Linked DNA regions of Homo sapiens: region 1 is linked to region 2. Evidence: read pairs that join two places in POLR2A ChIA-PET (ENCODE). Cell type or tissue: Caco-2. All regions are shown on one strand.

Evidence for each region. Peaks named below come from ENCODE experiments on the same cell type or tissue, not always from the same donor. Only the 100,000 strongest peaks of a DNase experiment are listed, where the experiment ranks them.
Region 1: POLR2A ChIA-PET joins it to region 2 with 5 read pairs; 11 of 35 experiments call an interaction of 5 or more read pairs at or near these places.

The regions. Positions count from the first base shown.
Region 1 is chr20:36,112,740-36,116,739 of GRCh38, reverse strand. It overlaps a transcript of EPB41L1 not described here. Among named protein-coding and RNA genes, the nearest start is that of EPB41L1, 40 kb to the left of the region's middle. RefSeq lists an enhancer at 3,464-3,963. In Caco-2, no CTCF peak of the experiment used is centred here; no DNase peak of the experiment used is centred here.
Region 2 is chr20:36,000,043-36,004,042 of GRCh38, reverse strand. The region is part of intron 8 of CNBD2 (cyclic nucleotide binding domain containing 2); the gene reads right to left. Among named protein-coding and RNA genes, the nearest start is that of CNBD2, 33 kb to the right of the region's middle. In Caco-2, no CTCF peak of the experiment used is centred here; a DNase peak (open chromatin) is centred at 1,982.

The DNA of each region.
Region 1 (4,000 bases), 110 kb before region 2:
CAGGAGAAAGGAGCCCCTCCATGGGTGAGAGGCATATGCTTCAGCCTGCTGTCCAGGGAGGACATGGAGAACCCTCCTGAATGGCTAGTCCAGCCATTCTGGTGCCTGGAGCACTGTGCTGTCTGGAGAAAGTGCTGATCCCCGGGGAATGGACCATTTTTCCTGCCATTCACCACCAGGAAGAAGGGAATGAAGCACTGACAGCTGTTGGTGCCCAGGTGCCTTGTCTACCCTCCAGATAGGGCCTGCCCACCTCACATCAGGAGGAAAGGAAGGAAATGGGCACCTGTGTTGAGCTCTCCTGGAGAAGATCAAACCTCTTCACGTCTCAGAAGAGAACAGTCTGGAAGAAGAAGGCACCTTCTGTGGGGCCTGAAAGCACAGCTGGCCACAACACCCCTCATCCTCACCCCCAACTCAGCTCTTTGGTTCCCCCAAACTTCACTACCCCTGCTTCTCTCTTCCAAACCTTCCTGGAGATCCCTCCCTGAACTGAATGTCCAAATCCTAGTTCCCCTCAACTTAGATCAAATGTCCCCTTCTCCCCCTTTCCCTGACCTCTCTCCTCTAAACTCCAGTTGCATTTTTCCTGTCCCTCTCAGTGGCAATTTGCATGCTGACTGTGTCACAATCACATCTGCACACATGTATTCCCCTCTAGGGGACATAGCTGACTGCACTGGGTTGTAGTACAGGCTCTGGAGCTAGGCAGACCTGAACTCAAATAACAGCTTTGCAGTTTCTTAGTCACTTATTCCCTCTGAGCCTCAGTTTCCCCTGGAAAATGGGGACAATAACAGAACCTACTCTCTGGAGTTGTTGTTGCAACTATTATTATTATTATATTTTTGAGACAGTCTTATTCTGTCACCCAGGCTGGAATGCAGTCATACGATTGCGACTCACTGCAACCTCCACCTCCCGAGTTCAAGCAATTCTCCTGTCTCAGCCTCCTGAGTGGCTGGGATTACAGGCATGCTCCACCACGCCTGGCTAATTTTTGTATTTTTAGTAGAGACGGGGTTTCACCATGTTGGTCAGACTAGTCTCAAACTCCCGACCTCAATTGATCCACCTGCCTCGGCCTCCCAAAGTGCTGGGATTACAGGTGTGAGCCACAGCACCTGGACTGTTGCTGCAATTAAATGAGATAATGCACATAAAGAGTTCAGCATGGAGCCTGGCACAATGTAAGTAATGTGACTTATTGTGATGATGACCTTTCAGGCAGGTTTATGGATGATTTGTCTTGACATCTCCTGAAACACCTAACACACAGCCATATGCTGGCTGGATGGATTTGTATGGAGGTAGACATGTGCACTGCATAGGGAAGCCCTTTCCAACAGGCAGAGCAGTGCAACCTGGAACTGGGCTGCCTCTGTAAGTCGTGAGCTCCGTGCATACAAGCAAAGGCAAGATGGCCACTTGGCCTACCAAACAGAGGCTGGAGATGCAATAGTCAGAGCATGGTCTCTGAAGCCAGACACCTTGGGCTTGAAACCCAGCTCCCTTACTTACTCAAAGTGTGGCCTTAACTTAACAGGGCCTCAGTTTCCTCATCGATAATATGGGGAAATAATAGTAATAATAGGACCTACCCAAAGACTGTCATGACAGTTAAATGAAAGAATACACATAAAACAATAGAACATGCCTGGTACAGGGAGAGTAATTCAATGCACATTAGCTATTGTTATTATTGTTGGCATTTGCATTACTATAACTGAAGAGGGGAGTTACAGCCCCCTGCAGGCCTATGAGCTGTTACAACCTAGAGCTCCACTAATATCCTAGCATGTTCTCGTGGTCTGCCAACAGCCTTCTACTCCCCCGGTGTCTGGTGCTAGCTCTGCCCCTACGTTAGCTACATAGGTAGGCACCTGACCCACACCTGGCCACTCAGAATATTCCTATCCTCCCAGCAACAGTGATTGAACCACTCAGAGTCCTTCCCTTGGATTGACATACAGATTCTAGAAGAAAAAGAGTCTCCCTTTTCTGTTTGGATTGCTAAGCTGGGACACAGGACAGCTTAAAAGGGAGAGACAGGCAGTGATGGCAGAGAGAGAGTCAACCTGATTCTTCATTCTTCAGTCCCATGAACTGCCCCAGGATCCACTAAAGTCATTTTTTGGTTTAAAGCCACTTTGAGTTAAGTTTTTGTCACTGGTTTCTGGAAAAAAGCCATGCCCAATTGTATAGACCCTAACTAAGATAAGGTCAGTGCTGTCCATGGGCAGGGCCAAGCAGAAGCCAGTATTATAACTACTCTTGTGTATGTGGCACCACCCCTATCACCTGGGTTGCAGTGGGCAGTTTTCAAAGCATGTTCTCAAGAATACCCTGACCCAGTGGTCTTTAGACCCTGCTTCCTAGAGCCCTGGGAATTTGCAGAGGTATCTCCAAAAGCACCCAGGAAACTAAGCCACGAGGAGGGCAAAATTCTGGGTAAACTGCCCCAGAACCAGACAAGTTCTGCTACAAATGCTTACAATATGGGTTTCTGTTGCCCAAAGAGATTTGAAAAACTCTATTCTAATTGACACTTAGAAAAGCACTGAGAAGTAGCTAGGGCGGATGTGTTCATCTGCATTCTACAGAAGGAGAAATGAGGGTTCAGAAAGGGGAAGTCATGAGACCATTACTGTAGAGCAAGAACTTGAATGTGGGGCTCTAGACACACGGCCAACTAGCTCCGACTGCACCCAGCTGCCTGTGAAAGTCTATTATCTCTCACATTTCCTGTCTCCTTCAGTAAACTGATGGTGGTTAATACCTAGAGTCTCATCTTTCTTGGCTCTGACTCCTACAGAATTGTCTGCTTCTGAGCTTGGCTCCTTGAAAGGCTTCAGGAAGCTTGAGGAACGTGTGGAATAAATGTATGAGCCGATCTCAACCTCCCCTTAACGGAGCCCCACCTTCCCTATGCGCACATACCTTGAGCTCCGCATCTCCCCACACATTTGCCCAAATGTCAGGGAAAGGCTGAGCAGGCTCCCTCCCGGGAACTCCTAATCCACCTCCTCTGTCCGGCTGTGCTGTGGCTGTGGACAGAGGATTCCTTGTTCCCGATGCTTCCTGCCCAGAGATCTCCATGGGGCCCCTGTAGGAAGGAGCCAAATCGCTCCTTTTAACCGAGCTAAAGCCACCCCCTACCCCCACCACCCCCAGGAGCAACATGCTCCCAGCTCTGCCCACCATTCATTCTACCTGTCCCAGCCTGGCTCAGCCACACTTCATTCCCCATAGTTCCCGCTCCCTACAGGTGCACACACATGTGTACACACACACACACACACACACACACACACACACACACACACACACAAATGGAAAGTTTCCCTAGGGGTACAAAGATACTTCACATTGAACCAAAATTAAAAACCAGAGGACTCCAGAATGACAACATCACAGCCCTGGCAATTGTGCCTTACTAATAACATCACAGTGACATTTGCATGTTACTTCGAAATTTCCCAATCAATGTAACTCCATTGGCTGAGTTCCCTCTCTACTCCCTCGCCCTGCCAGAATCACAGCACCTCCAAGTTGGGAAGAAGCTTTGACACGCCCCGGGCCAGTGGTTTCCAAAGTGTCTTCCATAAAGCCAAGAAAAGGTCAGTTGCATTGTCTGGGGGCTGAGGAATTGGCCAGCCCCACGCCAACTCCAACCCACACTGCAACCCCTTTAGCTGTTTTGTACATTGAGATTCTTTGGGGTGCAATGGAAAAAGGAGAGTTCCCTGCTGGAAAGTTTGAAAACAAGTCATTTAGTCTGACCCTACTTTCCCCCATCCCCTGATCCACCAATGTTGATGTGACCCTGAGGCCAGTAGAAAGGAAGGTCATGTAGTAGTCAACGGGCAGGGCCAGGATGAAAGCACTCTCTCCTGAATCTAGTCTACGACCTAGGAGTGGTGAAGCAAAGGCAGGCAAGGGCCACGGGGCAGCTTCCAGGCCCAGCACCGTCCTTCACCAGCCACGGTGGCATGGATGA
Region 2 (4,000 bases):
TTGGGGAAACATGTCATGAAACTGCCCTGTAGAGACACCCATGAGGCCAGACACTTGGCCAATAGCCACGTGAGTTAGCCTGGAAGCAGGTCCCTCCCAGATGAGCCTTCAGATGAGACCACAACCCTGGCTGACAATGGCAACCTCAAGAGATTTTTTTTTTTTTTTCAGATGGAGTCCAGCTATGTTTTCCAAGCTGGTCTTGAATTCCTGGACTCAAATGATCCTCCTGCCTCAGCCTCCCAAGTAGCTGGTTCATAAGAGGTCTTGAGTCAGAAGCACCAAACTAAGCTGTGCCCAAATTTCTGACTCACAGAAATTGGGAGAAGTAAATGTCTGTTATTTTAAGTTGCTAAGTTTTGGGGCAATTTGTTACATAGTATACTACCCAAGGCTGGGGAAAGAATCACCCCAAATGATTAGAGGGATAAATCATCAGAGCTCAAACAGGACCAGAAATAGTCCTTTTCCCAATAACTAGAATAGAAAACCTCTCAAGTCATGGGGCATTCTGAAATACACAAAATGGTTTTACTTCACGAATGGGAAACTAGCTCTAGATTAAACACTGTTCTGACCCCACATAACAAATTTAAAAGCAAGCCTTGAAAAGATCAAAATACTTCCAAGTAACTACATCTTAACGTTCAGAAATATTTACAGGAATAAAAAATATGCAGTACTCAAAATTCACATTTTCTAGCATCCTATTAAAAAATCATGAAGGATACAAAGAAGTAGGAAAATATAAACTATATGAAAAGGAAACAATGGATTGAAACTGACTCAGAAATGACACATATGATGGAATTAGTACATAAGGGCATTGGAAGAGCTATTATAATTATATTCCAAGGAAAAAATATTGTGTATATTAAGTAGAGTTGTGGAAATTATAAAAAGACCCAAATCAAACTTTGAGATATAAAAACTAAAATGTCTAAAATGAAAAGTACACTAGGTGGGATTAACAGCAGATTAGACAATGCAGAAGGAGGATTAGAAAACTTGAAGACATAGCAATAGAAACTATCCAAAATGTCACAGAGGAAAAAAAAAAGAATAAAAAAAATGAACAGAACATCAGTGAGCTGTGAAACACAGCAATCCAATATACATGTTGCAATCCAATAATATATTGGATTGTAAGCAATCCAATATACATGTAATTGGAGTTCTCAAAGTGGAGGAGAGGGAGAGACAAATAATTTTTTTGAAAAAATCATGGTCAAAATATTCCAAATCAGATTTTAAAAATACAAACCCAGGAATCCCAGAAACTAAATGAACCTCAAGCACAGAAACATGACAAAAATTATACCAAGGCACAACATAATCAAATTGCTTAAAACTATTGATAAAAAAATTCAAAATCAGCCAAAGCAAAAAGGTACACTGTGTACAGAAAATATACAAGGTTATATAAAGAGTTTATACAAAAATAAAAATGTTGGCCAGGTGCAGTGGCTTATGCCTGTAATCCCAGCACTTTGGGAAGCCAAGGCAGGTGGATCACTTGAGGTCAGGTGTTTGAGACCAGCCTGGCCAACATGGCGAAACCCCATCTCTACTAAAAATACAAAAATTAGGCTCTCCCTCTCCCTCTCCTTCTCCGTCTCCCTCTCCCCACGGTCTCCCTCTCCCTCTCCCTCTTTCCACGGTTTCCCTCTGCTGCCCAGCCGAAGCTGGACTGTACTGCTGCCATCTCGGCTCACTGCAACCTCCCTGCCTGATTCTCCTGCCTCAGCCTGCCAAGTGCCTGCGATTGCAGGCGCGCACCGCCACGCCTGACTGGTTTTCGTATTTTTTTGGTGGAGACGGGGTTTCGCTGTGTTGGCCGGGCTGGTCTCCAGCTCCTAACCGCGAGTGATCCGCCAGCCTTGGCCTCCCGAGGTGCCGGGATTGCAGACGGAGTCCGGCTCACTCAGTGCTCAATGGTGCCCAGGCTGGAGTGCAGTGGCGTGATCTCAGCTCACTACAACCTCCACCACCCAGCCGCCTGCCTTGGCCTCCCAAAGTGCCGAGAGTGCAGCCTCTGCCCGGCCGCCACCCCGTCTGGGAAGTGAGGAGCGTCTCTGCCTGGCCGCCCATCGTCTGGGACGTGAGGAGCCCCTCTGCCTGGCTGCCCAGTCTGGGAAGTGAGGAGCGTCTCTGCCCGGCCGCCATCCCATCTAGGAAGTGAGGAGCGCCTCTTCCCGGCCGCCATCCCATCTACGAAGTGAGGAGCGTCTCTGCCCGGCCGCCCATCGTCTGAGATGTGGGGAGCGCCTCTGCCCCGCCACCCCGTCTGGGATGTGAGGAGCGCCTCTACCCGGCCGCGACCCCGTCTGGGAGGTGAGGAGCGTCTCTGCCCGGCCGCCCCGTCTGAGAAGTGAGGAGACCCTCCGCCTGGCAACCGCCCCATCTGAGAAGTGAGGAGCCCCTCCGCCTGGCAGCCGCCCCGTCTGAGAAGTGAGGAGCCCCTCCGCCCGGCAGCCACCCCGTCTGGGAAGTGAGGAGCGTCTCCGCCCAGCCGGCCGCCCCGTCCGGGAGGGAGGTGGGGGGGTCAGCCCCCCGCCCGGCCAGCCGCCCCGTCTGGGAGGTGAGGGGCGCCTCTGCCCGGCCGCCCCTACTGGGAAGTGAGGAGCCCCTCTGCCCGGCCAGCCGCCCTGTCCGGGAGGGAGGTGGGGGGGTCAGCCCCCCACCCTGCCAGCCGCCCCGCCCAGGAGGTGAGGGGCGCCTCTGCCCGGCCGCCCCTACTGGGAAGTGAGGAGCCCCTCTGCCCGGCCACCACCCCGTCTGGGAGGTGTACCCAACAGCTCATTGAGAACGGGCCATGATGACAATGGCGGTTTTGTGGAATAGAAAGGGGGGAAAGGTGGGGAAAACATTGAGAAATCGGATGGTTGCCGTGTCTGTGTAGAAAGAGGTAGACATGGGAGTCTTTTCATTTTGTTCTGTACTAAGAAAAATTCTTATCCTGTTGATCTGTGACCTTACCCCCAACCCTGTGCTCTCTGAAACATGTGCTGTGTCCACTCAGGGTTAAATGGATTAAGGGCGGTGCAAGATGTGCTTTGTTAAACAGATGCTTGAAGGCAGCATGCTCGTTAAGAGTCATCACCACTCCCTAATCTCAAATACCCAGGGACACAAACACTGCGGAAGGCCGCAGGGTCCTCTGCCTAGGAAAACCAGAGACCTTTGTTCACTTATCTGCTGACCTTCCCTCCACTATTGTCCTATGACCCTGCCAAATCCCCCTCTGCGAGAAACACCCAAGAATGATCAAAAAAAAAAAAAAAAAAAATTTCATACACAAATGAAAAAAAAAAAAATTAGCCAGGCGTGGTGGTGGACGCCTATAATCCCAGCTACTCGTGAGGCTGAGGCACAAGAATACTTGAAACTGGGAGGCGGAAGTTGCAGCTAGCCGAGGTTGTGCCATTGCACTCCAGCCTGGGTGACAAGAGCAAGACTCCATCTCAGAAACCAACAACAACAACAACAAATACAAAAATTAGCCAAGTATGGTAGCATATGCCTGTAGTCCCGGCTATTCAGGAGGCTGAGGCAGGGTAATCGCTTGAACCAGGGAGGTAGAGGTTGCAGTGAGCCGAGATTACACTATTGCACTCCAGCCTGCGTAACAGAGTGAGACTCTGTCTCAAAAATATAAATAAATAAATAAATAAAATGTTAACGGACTTCTTGTTGAAAACAATAAATAAAAATATGAACGGATTTGCTGAAAACAATGCAAGTCAAAAAAGACTTTAATGCAACATCTTTAAAGTAGTGAAAGAAAAAACCTGTCAACTTAGAATTTTATATCCAGCAAAAATTTCTTTCAAAAATGAAGATAAAATAGTTTTCAGACATAGAAAAGCTGAAATAATTCATCACTAACAGAGCTGAAATACAAGAAATGTTAAAGGAAGTACTTCAGGCAGAAGGAAGTGGTTATTAGGTAGAAATCTGGATCTATACAAAGGAACAAAGAACATCAGAAATAGTAACT